2 separate regions of the Homo sapiens genome follow, and region 1 is linked to region 2. The links are chromatin loops, found by intact Hi-C in ENCODE. Cell type or tissue: dorsolateral prefrontal cortex. All regions are shown on one strand. Each heading gives the region's core, and the rest is flanking DNA. Links, peaks and the distances in the headings are about the cores only. Region 1 has its middle 130 kb from the start of LINC02691. Region 2 has its middle 26 kb from the start of LINC02280.

Region 1 (8,433 bases), core at 120-8,119, 290 kb after region 2:
AGTGGACGGGAGGACAGGGAAGGGAGCCCCAAGCTGGAGTGCAGCTTGCGGGTGCTGCACTGGTCAGGCAGCTGCCATCGGAGACCCCCTGTAGAAGCCTTCACCCTCGGGCGGGCCTCAGGGGCGGGGCCAACTTGGGGCCTGCTGTGCCGGGGAGCCACCGCTGGTGGACGCACCCCCATTCTGAGCAGCCACGTCAGCCCACGTGCTGTGACCAGGACCTCCCTGGGGCAGCAAAGAGCTACTGAGAGAGGCTCCGGCCCTGCCTGCCCCAGCCCCCAGCCCCCAGCCCCTGCCCCCAGCCCCCAGCCCCCAGCCCCCAGCCCCCTGCCCCCGGCCCCCAGCCCCCAGCCCCCAGCCCCCAGCCCCCTGCCCCCGGCCCCCAGCCCCCAGCCCACAACCCCCAGCCCCCAGCCCCCAGCCCCCAGCCCCCTGCCCCCAGCCCCCAGCCCCCAGCCCCCTGCCCCCAGCCCCCAGCCCCCTGCCCCCAGCCCCCTGCCCCCAGCAGCTGCAACCTGTTGCCTCCAACTCTGTCCCCTTTTCCTGTTGCCAGCCGCTGTCCCAGACCTGCGTCTGCACAACCCCTCCACCCACTCCCCCTGCCCTGTGTGTTTGCAATAATCCAGAGTCACTTGAAACCTGGATAATATTTCAGCTCAGTCCCACCACCGTTATGGGTTCATTTGGCATTCAGTGTGCGGCAATAACAATGAATTTCCTGGATGCTGAATGTCACATCCTTCCTCGAGAGCCAGCACGCGTCATTACGATGCAGAGCAATGTCCCGGCAGCTCCCGAGCAGGCTCCTGGAAGGGCTGAGGGCCAGCGGCTGGCAGTGGCCTTGATGGAGCCGCCACCCAGGGCCAAACATGGTGGAGCTTTCTCCAGACAAGGCCAGCCAGGGCCACTGGGCAGGGACACAGCCCCCGGCAGAGCCTACACCCAGATGCCAAGTTCTCTAGCACCACCGGGGGCTCCAGGGCCAACCCAGGGCCCCTCTATCTCCAGGGACCTCCAGAACAGTTCCAGCAAGCCCTGCACCCACCACGGAGACCCCCATCTCCCTGGCAACCCCTAGAGCTCACCCTCCTCCCTGATAATTGAGAAACCAAATTGGGACTCCAGTCACTCCCTGCTTGAAGGACTCTGGTTTTCCGCTGTGAGACAGAAGTCAAGGCTCTCCCAGCAAAACCTGACCCTCAACCCCTACCTCACTTCACAGCCCGTGCCTCCAGCCCCCCGACCACACGTCTGTTCCTCCAGCACACCAGGCTCTGCTGCGCCTCTGCACGCTTCCCTCTGCTGGGAAAACTCGACAACACAGCGAAGAATCTCATCCTCGTGAGGACCTCCCATGTGCCAAGCCTTCAGATTCACAGCCTGCAGCCCCGACGACAGCTCCATGAGATGGTGCTGTCCCTCTGCCCATTTGACAGATGGACAGACTGAGGCTCCAGGAGAGGACATGGGTGGATGAGGGGCCAGCCCACCTGTCGGTACAGAGCCTCTGCTCCTCCCTGAGGGCCTCCTTCCCACCCCTTAGGTCTCTGTACCACGAGGCCACCCAGCAGCCGACCCGGGGTCCTCCCGCCCCTTCCCTCCGTGCCCCTCACAATAGGGCTTTGCCAGCCAGTCATGTGTCTTTCTTCCTCATTGGGCTCTGAGTGCCTGAGGACACTCACTATTGTTCAGAAGTGGGCAGGGCTGGCACTGGGAGCCCCTTCACTTATTATCTGCAATGCTGGAATCTGGGGGAGGGACCACAGCAGGAGGCAGCGGCCAGTCACCACAGTGGGGGCCCCAGCTCCAAGGAGCAAAGCTGCAAGACATCCACAGCCGGCTTGGGAGGTTCATGCTGGGAGAAGGGGCCGTCACAATCCCCCATCCTCACTCCCCTCCTGCCCCACTGTCTCCCTCACCTGCTGGGATCCGCTGGCCTCCTCCTCAGGCCTCCTGGCCTTCCCTAGGACCAGTGTTCCCCCACATTCCTGTCCCCTGCCCCTGGCCGCTCCCGTTCCAGCCTGACCACCCCAGCCCCCAACCCCTGGACTGCCATGTACAATCCCTCTGGGCCAGAGCTGCCCGGGTTAGGAGAAACTGGCTGGGTCCCTACAGGCCTGGAGGGCACCCACCCCTATTGTTCTCCTGGTGGGACAGAGACAGCAAAGAGAGGCCGAAGAAGCTAGGATCTAGCTTGGGAGGCAAGGGGCCGGGCTCCAGAGACCATGGTAGATTCAAGATGGTAGCAAATTTCTTGTTTCTCCTCCCTGGAGAAATGGACTCTGATCCACCCGCCCCGTTGAGCCTGCACTGGCCTTAACCGGCGACTTGCTTGACCAATGGAATTTGGCAGAAGTGACATCTGGGACTCCCAAGGCTGAGTCAAGAGTCCTGTGACTTTTACCCAACTCACTTGGAAATCTTCAGGGTAACATGTTTACTCCCTGGCCATGCCGTGAGAAGCCGTGGACTCCCATGTAGAGGAGGAGGAACCACGTGGCACCCAGGCACCAGGCATGTGGGAGAAGATGCCATCTGGGAAGTGGGCACGGTAGACACCATGTGGATCCGAGAAAAACCTCCCAGCTGAGCCCTTTCCAAACCTGAACCCACAAAATAAGGAGCCAAATAAAATGGGGGGGTGTTTTAAGCCACCACATTTTGGGGTCATTTATTACACAGCAATAAGTCACCAGAATATAATCTGATACCTGGAAGGTGGGCGTGCTGCTGTAACAAAATCTTTAGACATGGGTCATTGGCCCTGATCTCACACCATCCACAAAAATCAACTCAAAATGGATTAAAGACTTAGATGTAAGGCCTACAACCATTAAATGGGTAGAACACACAGGCGGAAGCTCCTGAACTTGGATTTTCGGAGATGACACCAAAAGTTCAGGCAACAAAACAATAAACAGGCGGGATTGCACCAAACGACAAAGTTCCAGTGCAGGAAAGGCAGCCGTGAGCACCAGGAGAAGGCGCCTGAGGAACGGGAGGACATTTTCACACACCATTCACCCACTAAGGGACTCACATCCAAAATATACAAGGAACTCAAATGATCCAATAACAAGAAAACAAATCATCCAATTTTTAAATGGGCAAAGGGTCTGAATAGACATTTCCCAAAAGAAGACATACAAATGGCCAACAGGTACATGAAAAATGCTCAGCATCGCTAATCATCAGAGAAATGTGTTATGTTGGTGCAAAAGTAATTGCAGATTTTGCAATGGAAAGTAATGGAAAACCGTAATTACTTTTGCACCAACCTGACACATTTAAAACCACAATGGGATACCGCCTCACACCTGTTAGAATGGCTGTTGTCAAAAAGACAAAAAATAGCAGTGTTGAGGTTGTGGAGAAAAGGAAACCTTGCAACCTTGCATGCTGCTGGTGGGAATAAGTACTGCCATCGTGGCAAACAGTATGAAGCTTCCTCAGAAAGCTAAAACTAGAACTACTGTATGACCCAGTAATCTCACAGCTGGGTATGTAGCCAAAGGAAATGATATCAGCATATCAAAGGGATATCTGCACCCCCATGCTTATTGCAACACCATTCACAACAGCCAAGAAATGGAGTCAACCTAAGTGTCCATCAGTGGATGAATGGGTAAAGAAAATGAGGTCCATATACACAATGGAGTACTATTCAGCCATAAAAAAGGAAAAGATACTGCCATTTGCAACAACATGGATGAATCCAGAAGACATCATACCAAGTGAAATGATCCAGACACAGAAAGAAAAATACTGCATGTATTTGTAGAATCTTTAAAAGGTGAATACATAGAATCAGAAAGAGAAACGGTGGTTACCAGGGGCAGGAGTGGGTATGGGGGGATGTTGATCAAAGGGTATAAAATTGCAGTTATGTGGGATGAATTAGTCTAGAGCTCTAATGTACAGCATGAGGACTGTAGTCAGTACTATATTATATGCTGGAAATTTGCTGAGAATAGATTTCAGGTGCTCTCATTTAAAAAAGGTAACTTTGTGGAGTGATGACTCTGTTAATTGGCTTGACTATAGTAATCATTTCACTATGTGTATGTTCAAATGTTGTATATCTTAAATATATACAATGAAATATATAGTAGTCATTTCACTATGTGTATGTTCAAATGTTGTATATCTTAAATACATACAATTTTATTTTAAAAATGTTAATAAGGAAAAGTTCACCATGGGTCATTGGTTTGGGGACAAGATGATGGGAGGCAGCATGGGGAATCATTGGTGAGGGCTCTAAGGGTGAGGGTGGCGAGGACATTACTGGAGGCTGGAGGAAAGGGCCCCTGTTACATGGTGACAGTAATGGAAAGTTTGACCTGCAAAAGAGAAAGGGCAGCTCACCCACCGGTGGATCTGACAGGGGACCCTTCCAGGCAGCCAGCTTTGCCTGTGATAAAATACAAAGAGAGAGGGGGTCAGCTTAAGGAACAGTTAAATTCTTAGCAGAAGTTAGAGTGAACATAAAAGACCCAGGACTTGCTCAGTTCAAAAACAAAACTGTGTCACCCTCAAGCTCTCCCAACGAAGATTCTCAGTACAAACAATGATCTCGGGGCAGAAATGTGTGGCTGCAAGCCAGCGCAGCTGGAAGCGCTCTTGTCCAGACCTCAGAGAGAAGGAAGGGGGTGGCTCACTGCCCTCTCAGCTAAACAAAAGAGCCTTTAAACATCTTCAGGGGGTGCCCCACCGATGCTCCCAGCCAGTCAATGAGGCTTCCAGGCATGTTTGGGTGCTGTTCCATAGCCGGCTGCCCAGGGTGAAGATAGGCCAGCCTCAGCAGGCAATGCCAGGGCAGCTTTGATCCAATCCAGCTGATTTTTAGTTGGTCTGGAAGAACCTCTCAAACCTTTTAACAAAATTGTACCAGTGGTGTTCTCTATCTTCCTAAGGTAGGAGGAAGGCCGAGCTGAGGACCTACCTGTGAACAGGGACAGCTCATATGGAAGAGAAAGAGTGACTCAGAGGATGATGCCAGGAGCCCAGAAGGCACAATCTTCTTCACCCAGGGGCCCCCAGAACAGTTGACATCTGGGTGGGTCATTGCAGTCACACTCCTTCTGCATCACATCAGGGCGCAGGAGCTGGCAACATGCCAGGGTGGATTTCAGGATCGCCATGGAATGACTGTGATGTACTCCTGCTTTCTGCTCTGTTGAATGGGTGTTCATTCTGGTGGTCCCCAGAGTCTCACCACCAGAATCTAGGTGGGTGGAAGGGCCCCATGGCTCGTATCTGGGTTGCAGTTCTTCAGATCAGAACAACTGTGTTGGAGGACCCAGGACCCCATGTGCACTGGAGTTCATTAGCCCAGAGGGTCCTGGACCTCCAGCCAAAGCCAAACAGATGAGACAAACGGGGGTCTCCAGTGGGGCTGGGTGCACGTTGCGAGGGCCTTCAGTGAGATTCAGTGTGTGTTGCATTTGAAAGGAGTATCAACAGTTGTAGCCACAGGGCAGACTGTGGTAGATTAAAGATGGATAGAAATTCTTTGTTCTCATTGAGAAATGAAGTCGAATCTGCTGCTACCTTGGATCTGCCCTGGTCTTAGTGACTTGCTTGACCTACAGAATGCAGCAGGCATGACATGCCAGGACCTCTAGACTAAGTCCTGTGAAGTCTGGCAGCTTCTGCCTCACTCACTGGAATGCTTGCTCCAGGAGACCAGCAGTCATGTAAATTCAGCCAACCTGAGATGTACCTGCTGTAAGAAGCCCAAGCCATGCAGAGAGGCCCTGGGGGATGAGACAGTGTGTGGAGGAGAGAGAGAAACAGAGGCACTGGGGCTCCAAACATGGGAGTGAAGAAGGCATTTCGGAAGTAGAGTCTCCAGCCTCAGTCACCCCCGCTGACACCAACTGAATGAGAGATGAATCACTCAGCCAAGCCTTTTCCAAATTCTTGGCCCATCAAAATAAAATAGCTGTTTTAAGCCACTAAGTTTTGGAGTCATTTGTTCACACCAATAGATAACAGAGTAGGGACCATTAGCAGAGAAAGCAGGACCGGGGCCATAGAACAGTTAACATCTGGGTAGACCACTGCAGTCACACATCTTTCTGCATCATATCCCTATGCAGTCCCTTCCCATACAGAATCTGAGATTGGCCACATGACTTGGCTTATCCAATGAGACAATAGCAAATGTGACATAGGCATGATGGGGCCTGACTTCTTTCTGCTCTCAGACCCCTGTGAACACATATGGAGGAGACAGGACCAGCCTGCTGGATGATGAGAGACACGTTGCCCAGAAGCCCTATCACCTCAGCCAACAGTCTGCTGGCTACCAGGCGTGTGAGTGAAGCCACCCTGGACCTTCTGGCTCGCAGCTGACCTGCTAGCTGACCATAGGTGCATGAGTGAGCCCAGCTGAGGTCAGTTGACCAGACCAGAGGAGAACCACCCACAGAACCGTGCACAACATGAATGGTTGCTGTAAGCTGCTAGATTGTCGGTGATGTCTTGCACAGCAAAGGAAAACTGATGGTGCATTTCATGGTATATTAATTATATATTAATAATTTTTTAAAAAGTGAATAAAGAGACTGTCTCTCTGCCAAGACTTACATTCTTGTCACTAGGTTTTCAAGTCAAGGTAAGCAGAGCCTGAGGTTGTGTGCTACCCACAACCTGCCTTTAGGGAAGAGAACCCCTAGGACTCAGTTGGTGGCAGTTGTACAACCAATGGGTTGGTGGGATGTACAACCAATTCATTCGTTTGTTTACTCAACAAATATGCTAAAGAGGGAAGAGGGATATAAACAGTAGCAGATTAGATGCAGTCAAAGACAGACTTACTAAATTAGACAAGAGAACTGAAGAAATTACACAGAATGCGTCTTAGAGAGAAAAGAGGTAGAAAATACAAAAGAGATATTAAGAGACACAGAGAATAGTTTGGGACGTGTTAATTGACCTATCTTCAAATTCACCGGTGCTTACTTTGGATGTGTCAGTCCTCTGATGAGCCATTTATCATTTCTGTCATAATTGTTTGTTTGTTAAAATTTCTAGTATATCTTTTTGATTCTTACTAAGAGTTTCCATCTCTCTACTTAGGTTAATCATCTGTTTCTGCTTGTTGTCTTTTTCCATTAGAGCCCTTTGCATATTAATTATAGTTATATCTACCTTCCTTGTCTAATGATTGAATCGTCTGTGTTACATGAGTCCATTTCTAATGGTTGCGTTGTCTCTTCAGATTGTGTTTTTTTCTTACTTTTTAGCATGCTTTGTAATTTCTTGCTGAAAACCTGACATATTGTATTGGGTGGTAAGAACTGAGAGAAATAAGCCTTTAGTGTGAAGTTTTGTTTTGTTTTGTTTTGTTTTTTGAGACGGAGTTTCACTCTTATTGCCCAGGCTGGAGTGCAATGGCGGGATCTTGGCTCACCGCAACCTCTGCCTCCTGGGTTCAAGTGATTCTCCTGCCTCAGCCTCCCAAGTAGCTGGGATTACAGACATGTACCACCACACCTGGCTAATTTTGTATTTTTAGTAGAGATGGGGGTTCTCCATGTTGGTCAGGCTGGTCTCAAACTCCCGACTTCAGGTGATCCTCCTGCCTTGGCCTCCCAAAGTGCTGGGATTACAGGCATGAGCCACCGCACCTGGCCTAGTGTGAAGTTTTATGTTAACCTTGCTAGGAGTTGGTCCATGTTTAATGTTTGCTGTAGCTATGGGTGCCAGAAGCATCAGATTCCTCTAGTATCCTTGTTTGTGTCCGCCACTTTTGACTTTGGGCTTCCCTGAGTAATCCTCCTTAGAGAGTCTGTGTCTGTCCCAGAATCCACTGCTATTATATGGGAGCCCTGTTGGGGCTGTGGTAGGTGTTGGGGAGGAGGTTCTTTATAATCTTCCAATTACATGTCAGTGTTGTAGTGGGCCTGTGACCCTAGGCTGTTACCTTCACGTGTTTCTGCATGGGTATAGCTTCCTATCCCTGCAAGTCCTTTCCTGGTTGCAATATTCCCAATCTATTCTTTTGAAGCTCTCTGGCCCTCGTTTACTATGTTTTTTGTTTTTATCCTAAGGTGAGACAGACACACTGGCGGGGGCAGGAGTGGGAGGAAATCCCTCCCCCACCTGCAATAAGGTTTCCTGGAGAACAGGCCTTGGTTATGAAGAAGGCACTGGGTATATTTCACACGATTGCCTTCGCCACCCACTGCCAGAGACACAGGGGTCATTTTCAGATCTTCACCATGAAAGACTTGTTGGTTTCTGGGAGTGAAGCCCACGAAAATGGGCCCCCCATAAGGAGTGTGGCCCCGAACCCAGGAGTCAGAGGTTGCAGTGAGCAAGGTCGTGCCACTGTACTCCAAACTGGGCGACAAGAGCGAGACTCCATCTAAAAAAAAAGAGTGTGGCCCCAGGAAATTGCTCCCTGTCAAGCTACTCCACGGT
Region 2 (8,433 bases), core at 382-8,381:
ATATGTTCTGGGCCGTGTCACCCTGATAGCATCAGGATGCCGGTCCCACCCACATTTTTGTTCGTTGCCCTTCCCTGTCCTGGGGAGGGGCACCAGCACCCAAAGCAACCTGACACAAGACCCTTCCCTGACCCTCCAGGCCAGCTTGTCAGGACACGAGGCTGGGGGGCGGGTGGGTAGCAGGTGGGGGAGGGGCACGGGGCCTTGCCACCTCTCTGCACAATGCAAGATCCCAGAAGGGGGCTCTGGGGTGGGCTTCCGGACTGACGGACGGCCTCCTGTGCTTCCTTTAGGCTTTCCTTTCTTTCTTTTATTTTTTGAGATGGAGTTTCACTCTTGTCTCCCAGGCTGCAGTGCTGCAATGGTGTGATCTCAGCTCACTGCAACCCCAGCCTCCCAGGTTCAAGTGATTCTCCTGCCTCAGCCTCCCGAGTAGCTGGAATTACAGGCACCCGTCACCATGCCCAGCTAATTTTTTTTGTATTTTTAGTAGAGATGGGGTTTCACTATGTTGGCCAGGCTGGTCTTGAACTCCTGAACTTGTGATCCGCCCGCATTGGCCTCCCAAAGTGTTGGGATTATAGGCGTGAGCCACCACACCCAGCCTCCAAAGCAGAGAAATTCCCTTCCGGTTCATAACACAATTCCCCTTAAGTCTGCGGAAGCACCAGCGGTCGCCAGAGCTGGATTTTGAGGAGTGAACGCTGTGGGGAGGAAGCTGAGCCAGTGGTCCCCTGTGGTAGGTGTAACTGCCCAGGACCATGGTGACTGCCCAGGGGCGGCCGTGGATGGCGTCCTCCATGCAGCCCAGTCCTGCCTCTCCCACCTCTTCCAGCACCCAAGTGCCTGAGCCTTTCTGGGGTCGGACCGGTCCGGGTGCTTCCATGTGCCCCTCTGTGGGGCTGTCACTACATGGCAACTCTCCTCCTCTGGGACCACCGTGGGCTGCCCAGCCCCAGGCCAGGCGGTGGCTCCACTGACTTGACCAGGTTGGGTGTGGGGGAGGGTGCCATTCCCCTTGGGGCCTCTGGTCTCTGGGTTCTGAGCATGGCTGTCTCTGGCTCAGGGGCTGTCCTGTGTGTGGGTGACCAGCACAGCCCCCAGGCCTCCGTGCTCCAGAGGCCTTGGTCCCAGAGAGTGCTCAGAGCTGGTCAGAAAAGGCCCCGAGAACAGCTTCCTCCCCCCGAGCCCCAGGCAGGCTGTCCTCTCCCACCACCGAGACGGCTCTCAGTTCCATCTTGGCAGAAATGTCTCCACAAGGCCCACCCTGTGGGCCCGGGGCCGTTCCGACCTTGAGGGATCCCGGATGGAGTCCTGTGCTGAGACTTTCTGGGAGGAAGGAAGTGGAGCTTCAGCCTTGAAACCCGCAGTGGTGGCTGACACAGGGGTGCAGCCACAGGCAGTCGGGTTCATCTCCCAGCAGCCCTGGGCTGAGCATGGACTCCTCCCCTGGGTCGAGGAGAGAGGGGGTCCCAGGGCCAGGGCAGACGGAGGGGACTCTGCTCAGACTCTGCTGGACAAAGACCAGGCCGCGCGAATGCGGGGCTTGTGAGACTCACCAGGCCCCGGGCAGGCTGCAGAGCCACCTTCACTCCTCACTCACCCTGTGGGGCCTGCACTCATTCATTCACCCTGATGGGGCCTTCACTCATTCATTCACCTGATGAGGCTTTCACGCGTTCCTTCACCTGATGGGGCCTTCACTCCTTCATTCACGCTGTGGGGCCTTCACTCATTCCTTCACCCTGTGGGGCCTTCACTCATTCCTTCACCTGATGGGGCCTTCAATCCTTCATTCACGCCGTGGGGCCTTCACTCATTCATTCACCCTGTGGGGCCTTCATTCATTCCTTCACCTGATGGGGCCTTCAATCCTTCATTCACGCCGTGGGACCTTCACTCATTCATTCACCCCGTGGGGCCTTCACTACTTCATTCACCTGATGGGGCCTTCACTCCTTCATTCACCCCGTGGGGCCTTCACGCATTCATTCACCCCGTGGGGCCTTCACGCATTCACTCCTCTGTGAGCGTAAGCAGAGGGGTGCTTGCAGGTGAGACTGGAGAGGGCCACTGGGAAGGTCCTTGTGGCCAAGGGGAGGGTTTGGCTGCTCCGAGTGCTGTGGTGAGTGCTCCGTGGTGTCCCAGCTGTGGTCACAGCTGTGGGATGCCAGGGAGGGGTGGCGGGAGTGGGCAGGCTGGGTGTGGAGGGGGCAGGCTGGAGAGAGGAAGGGGCTTAAGGGATGGAGTGAGAGCGGCCCAGCCCCAGCACAGCCCTGGTCCCCTTCACCCTAACTGTCCTCTCCCTGTCTCCCCAGCCTGCCTTCTCAGGGGATACCTGGGCGGGGGGTGAGTGGGGGCAGTGGGGACGGTGGGGGCTGGGAAGGATGGGGATCTGGCTTTCTCACTCATTGGGGTCTTTCCAGCCTGAGGTCCTTCACCCCCACGACCCTCACAGGTCTGTGCCCCCAGCACCCTCTGCTCCTGACCCGTGGCCCAGGCCCTTATCTGTCCGGCCCGGCTGGGTGGGGTGAGGGTGGTGCTGAGTGAGTGCAGGGGGCATCTTGAAGCCCCTGGATACAGCTGGCCTCTTAGGACCCCCCGCTTCTGCCTCTGTGTGGGTGCTTTGCTGGGGTCAACTCAGGAGCCAATGGGGGCTGTTTCCCCTGCCTCCCCTCCTCGTGGCTTTGGTGGGGCCCCAGGGGAGGAGGAACAGATAAAGGGGTGGAGTGGGCACAGAAACCCATCGGTCCTGCCCCTCCGAGGGTGGAGCAGGCACTAGGGGATGGGTCTTGTACTTCCCATGGAGATTCATGGAGGGTCCCGTTAAGGCCACAAAGCCATCCATGCTGGGGATGGGGGGCCGTGCGCACCAGGGATGGGGGGCCATCCTCACTAGGGATGAGGAGGGTGGGCAGGGCACAGGACTGGGCCTTTGAGACCCCGCACGTGGTGGGCATCACTAGAGGGGGTTGGCATCCCATGGATGGGAGGGGCTGTGCTGCCCCTAGGCACACGTGCCCAGGGGTGTGTAGGAGCCAAGGGGGAGGTAGGGTCAGGGCTTTGGGCTGCCCAATATTCAGTGGGCCTGGGCAGCAGAGGTCCCGGGCTCCACCCCTCAATCCCTGCAAGGAATTCCGGGGGCAGCTGCAGCAGAGGGGGCCTGACCAGTGTAGGGGTGGAAGCTCAGGCAGGAGGGCTGTTCCTCTGTGTGGACAGGGACGTTCTCAGGTTATGAAGCGAGTGCACTGCCGGGACCGTGCAAACCCAAGCCGAGGGTGGGGCTCGCTCCTAGTGCCACACGCGGGCTCTGTGCATCCTGGGACTGTGACCTGGGTAATCGCTGATCTTGTGCTCGGCTCCCTGGATCCTCCCATGGGGCAGCACGGCTGAGGTCCTGCACACACGGGCCACACGAGGGCGCCGGAGCTCCACCTGCGGCCCGGCCAGGCAGCAGTGTGGACAGGGTCTGGACCCCTTGGTGGAGTCCAATCAGAGAACTGGGTCCCCTCACAGCAGCCCACCTGCAGCGGGCTGGGCGGGGTCGCTGGGTCTCCGAGCCCCTGCCAGGTCAGGAGAGAGGATTGTGGCTGCCCTGAGGGACGGGTGCTGCTCCCTGTGGGCAGACCAGGTGGGCTTCCTGGTGGAGGTGGCATCAGTGGCAGGAGCCCAGTGGGGCTGAAGGTAAGGCTGGAATATAGATTTCCTGGTCAGTGAGTGTGTGTCTGTGCCAATGGAAGATGGGCCAGTGAGTGTCCTTGTGGTCAGAGTTCCACACCCACAGAAAGCCGATCCATCCATCCTGTAGTAGAACCCTCAGCCCCCGAGGCCAGGGATTCAAAGTACCTCCATGGAAGGAGCCCCAGGAGGAAGGACCCCACCCCCATCCCCGGGGTTGGCGTTGAGAAACACGGTGAATAATGGATGCTACACAGAGGGATTAGCACAGAGCACAGGAAGGGGAGGCCTATTCCTTGTTAATATTTATTAAACCCACAGCCTCATCACTCCAGAGCCTCATCCATATTAATTCCCAATTAAACATTTATATGAAGGAGATTGCTTCTCCTCCCCCTCAAAGAACCTGTTTGAAGCTGGGACTGCGGTTGGCCATCAGGGAAGTGGGGTCTCCAGGGGGACCTGGGAGTGGGGGCTGGAACAATCCCTGGACTTGCCCCTGAGGCCCCCCCCGTGCAGCCCGTGGCCCCAGCTACATCCTGGCCCGCACCTGCTCTCCATGCCCAAGTCCCACAGAATGGGTCCCCACTGACCGGTCCCAACACCTCCAAAGTCCCTGAGGTCAAGGCCCTGTCTCCAGCTGCAAAGTCAGTGCCTGAACTCTGTCGGCCATGCACACCTCGGTAAGACTGAGTGGGCAGGGGGTGGCTGAGTGCTGGCAGGAGGGGTCCAGAGTGCTGGCGTTGTCTGGGGTGGGCCTCGGGCCCAGCAGATGATGCCTTCCAGCAGGCTTGGTGCCACTTTCAGGGGACAGCCCAGCGGGGTCCCCAGGCTCCCTTCAGCCCACTCTCCATCTGTGGTCAGGGGGCATCTTTCTTTTGTTGACTTTGGTGCGGACATGGAGGGTGGTTACTGGTGGTCTTTGGTGCTAGGGTTGCGTGAACACGGTCCTGAGGGTGCGCCTCCTCCCCGAGCCCTGCCTAGCCTCCCTGCTGTGTTTGTCAGTTTCCCCTTTAGTCCATCTGCGGCCGGCGTGACTTTTTGTCTCCGTATAACGAGCCACTTTCCCCTACGCTGTGTTCTCCTTGATTTGTAGGAGTCACCTTTTACCTAAGGAGTTCCCACACGTCCCTGAGTCTGTTCAGGGTGGGCTTGCTCCGTCACCGGCAGCGTGCTGGCTTTTATTTTTATCTTTCATTTCCATGGCTTCATAGTTTATCTTCATTCTGGTGGAGTGAGCCCTTTCTCTTGGCTTTTCAATCAGCCTGTCATTCAGGGACGCCCCTTCTTCCATCACGTGCCGAGAATAGGGCTGTGGTCGGGTGTCTTTAAAATGCCTGCTGGAACTTTGCTTTGCGTTGCACTAATCTAGAAGCTAATTTGGCGACGTCGTGGGCTGTGCTGCTGGTCACTCCCGAGCTGACCATGCTGCCTTCTCCTTTCAGTGGCTTGGCTGGGTCCTTTCACTGAGTTCCAGAATTTTCTTAGCGAACGGCCAGCCCGTCCCTTGGTAATTTAATTCCTATCCACTTAATTGCTTCAGTTGCTGAATGGTATCTTATTTTCTGGCTGATTATTGTTGCCATAGAGTCACATTATTGATTTTTGTAGGTTTATCTTGTAACTGTTCGTCCCAGTAGTTTGTTGATTCAGTGACATTTTCTACATAGATGGCCACGTTATCCACCAGTCGTGACAGTTTTATCTCTTCCTTTCCAGTCCTTACACCTCTTCATTTCTTATTTTTTTTTTTTTGTTTGCAGTGTTTCCTGGGACTTTCGAGATTATGTTAAACTGAGTGGTGATAAGGGTCGCCCTTGATTTCTAGTCTGGAAGAGATTGTGTCTTAGATTTCTCTGTGAAGTCTGATGTTTCCTGGGGGTTTCTGGAAAGTAGGTTTTTTCAGGTTAAAGATGTTCTCTTTTATTTGTAGCCTTGTGAGAGTTTTTAGAAATTATAAATAGGTGTTGAACTTTATATGGGTCTTCTGTGTCTATTGAGATAATTCATGCGGTTTTTTTGGCCCTTAGTCCTTGTAGCAGACTGGTGAGTCACCTGAGGGTCTGATCTAATGTGAGCCATTCTTCCTCCTCTTGCATAGACCCTGCTGGACTGCGGGGTATTATTTTTTAACCATTTTGTTGAATGCCGCTGATTATAAGGTGCGCTGTTGTTTTATGTACCTCTAAGAAAGAAAAAATGCTGCCTGTAAAACTATGACACAGTGCTTTATCACATAGAAGCTCCACTTCACATGCATGGGAGAGCTATCAGACTTACTCATAGGATTTTATCATAGCTCACTCTTACGCATCCATAAACAGGGAAAAAAAGCAAAATCACAGAATGAAGGTGCCCTAAGATGCCCCACTCCCAGAGCTGGGCTCCCCTGAATCGCATTTGGACTTAGCATCCCCGACGCCCTTGTTTCTCTGTGTGGAGCCTTGGAGTGCAGAGTGCGTGGGTGGTGACACACGTCTCGGATGACAGGTCGTACCCGTTCCTCAGTGGGTGGCGACACAGGTCTCGGACGACGGGTGGTGCCCGTTCCTCAGTGGGTGGCGACACAGGTCTCGGACGACGGGTGGTGCCCGTTCCTCAGTGGGTGGCGACACAGGTCTCGGGCGACGGGTGGTGCCCGTTCCTCAGTGGGTGGCGACACAGGTCTCGGGCGACGGGTGGTGCCCGTTCCTCAGTGGGTGGCGACACAGGTCTCGGGCGACGGGTGGTGCCCGTTCCTCAGTGGGTGACTGTCTGAAGCACTGTCACTGTCCCCGCTCTCTCGGAGCCAGGGTCTTCGCAGGGCTGGCTCAGGCCATTGCTCTGACCATGTCCCGGAGGAGGTGGTCAGCCCCCCAGGCCTCCTGGGTCCAGCAGACCCAGCGCCCACTGTGTGGGCAGTCTGTCCAGAGGGGGCCCTGGGACCCTGCTCTCCTGGTCAGTGCTGGCCCCTCTCACTTCCAGGGATTTGAGGAGAATGGAGGTGGGCTGGACAGCCTGGTTAATTATTCGCTGATTTAAATGAGATAGCAAAGGGCTTTTTATTGATTTGCATATAAAAATTATGAAACCCAATATATCCTGAACACGCACAAATTAGTGGGCCGCAAAGACACGTGAGGCGGGTGATTCCACGAGCTTCAGGCCCCAGGCGCTGGGACAGGATTAAGGTCAGCTGTGGACACAGATGGACGCGCGGCCCGTTAATGGCCCGGAGACGCGTGTGCGTAAAAATGTATCCTTTCCCACACGACCACCGTTCCTGCTCCTCTGGCGGGTGTCTTAAATGTGCTCTTGTATGTATAATATTAATTTAGTCATAAAATAAAAGGCAGTAGCTCAGAGAGGAGCCCATGTGAACCATTAAATTCAAAGTACCGTGTGAAGTATTCGCGGTTCTGGTTGCCGGGTGGGGTGAGGGGAAGGGGCCCTGGAGGGGGCCTCTCCACACCCATGAGGAATGAACGTCAAGCGAAGCCTCCATCTCCTTCCTCCAGAGCCAAGAGCACTGGCCGTGGGTGACAATTAGAAGCTGGCTGGGGACCCCGGTGGCCCTAGGATGGGGTGGCTGGAGGCTGGGTGGATGAGGACCCCGCTGCAGTGGGCATCCTTCGGGGTGGAGAGTGGAGGTATTGTGTGTGCCGCTGTGCACCAAGAGGCTCCAGGTGGATACAGCAGATCCAGGAGGGGTTTCTGGGGATTGGGAGAGCTGCTGGGGGCCCCAGCAATCCACAGATGCACCCAGGAGATGTGCCAGGAGCCGTCTTCTGCTTCCCGGGGCCCCAGTGCAGCACTGCGCCTGATCTCCACCCCCAGGACGGTGAGGTGTCTGTGGTTTAAACCCCCGGTGGGTGGTACGCACTCACGGTGCCCAAGCTAGCTCACACAGTTGGAATGGAAGGAGGCGGGAGGGAAGAAAGGATGGAGGGATGGGTGCAAGAGCCGGGGCTGGGATGCTGGTAGAGCACGGGTGAGGATGCGGGGCAGGAGAGGGGACACGCGTGGAATCCTCGCACCTCAACCTCAGAGGGGATGTGGGGCCAGGATCACACAGCCCAGCCCCTTGAGGGGATGTGGGGCCAGAATCAAACAGCCCAGCCCCTTGAGGGGATGTGGGGGCCAGGATCACAGCCCAGCCCCTTGAGGGGATGTGGGGCCAGGATCACACGGCCCAGCCCCTCAGAGGGGATGTGGGGCCAGGGTCACATGGCCCAGCCCCTTGGAGCCCTGTCCTCTCATCACCAGTGACCCTAGGCTTCCTGTGTGACCCTTGCAGGCTGGAAAGCCCCCTCCACTCAGGATGCATCCCCCAGCAGGGCGAGACTGAACCAACCTCCTGGCAGGCCCGGCCAGTCCTGCGGGCGAGGCCCTTCCTTCCCCACCTTCCAGACATCCTTCAACTGTGGATGAAGCTGAAGCTACCCCCACTGGCTGCCACACCCCAACCCTCCCAGGGCGGGGACTTCCCTGGGGCGGCAGGTGCATCTCCTGGCTCCGGGCTACTTGTTCATGCTGCTATTGAGGGCCCATCCTCCGGGCGTGCACCAGGCCCCATCAACTGCAGGTCCATGGGGCGCCTAGGCCGGCCCCCGGGGGCTTTCGGGGTTGATGGGATTGGGGATGCCCCTCCATGCCCTTTGCCTCCTGTGTGTGCCGACCCCCAGCCCCTCCCCGATTCAGGCAGCTTGGCGTTCTGGGACGTGTGGAGCCCACGACTGCTCCCCTGCCCAGTCCACCGTGGGCTGTGGGCTTGTG

The links. Hi-C counts contacts between places; a loop is a spot of excess contacts. Peaks named below come from ENCODE experiments on the same cell type or tissue, not always from the same donor. Only the 100,000 strongest peaks of a DNase experiment are listed, where the experiment ranks them.
Region 1: a loop joins it to region 2, with 2.8 times the contacts of the local background. A loop is called at or near these places in 2 of 110 quality-filtered maps.

Annotation. Positions count from the first base shown.
Region 1 is chr14:104,346,865-104,355,297 of GRCh38, reverse strand. No RefSeq gene overlaps it. Among named protein-coding and RNA genes, the nearest start is that of LINC02691, 130 kb to the right of the region's middle. In dorsolateral prefrontal cortex, for the core only: a CTCF peak has its summit at 4,689; DNase peaks (open chromatin) are centred at 4,657 and 5,117; H3K27ac peaks cover 973 bases; H3K27me3 peaks cover 1,947 bases.
Region 2 is chr14:104,635,137-104,643,569 of GRCh38, reverse strand. No RefSeq gene overlaps it. Among named protein-coding and RNA genes, the nearest start is that of LINC02280, 26 kb to the left of the region's middle. In dorsolateral prefrontal cortex, for the core only: a CTCF peak has its summit at 3,417 (motif pointing right); a DNase peak (open chromatin) is centred at 3,409; H3K27me3 peaks cover 880 bases.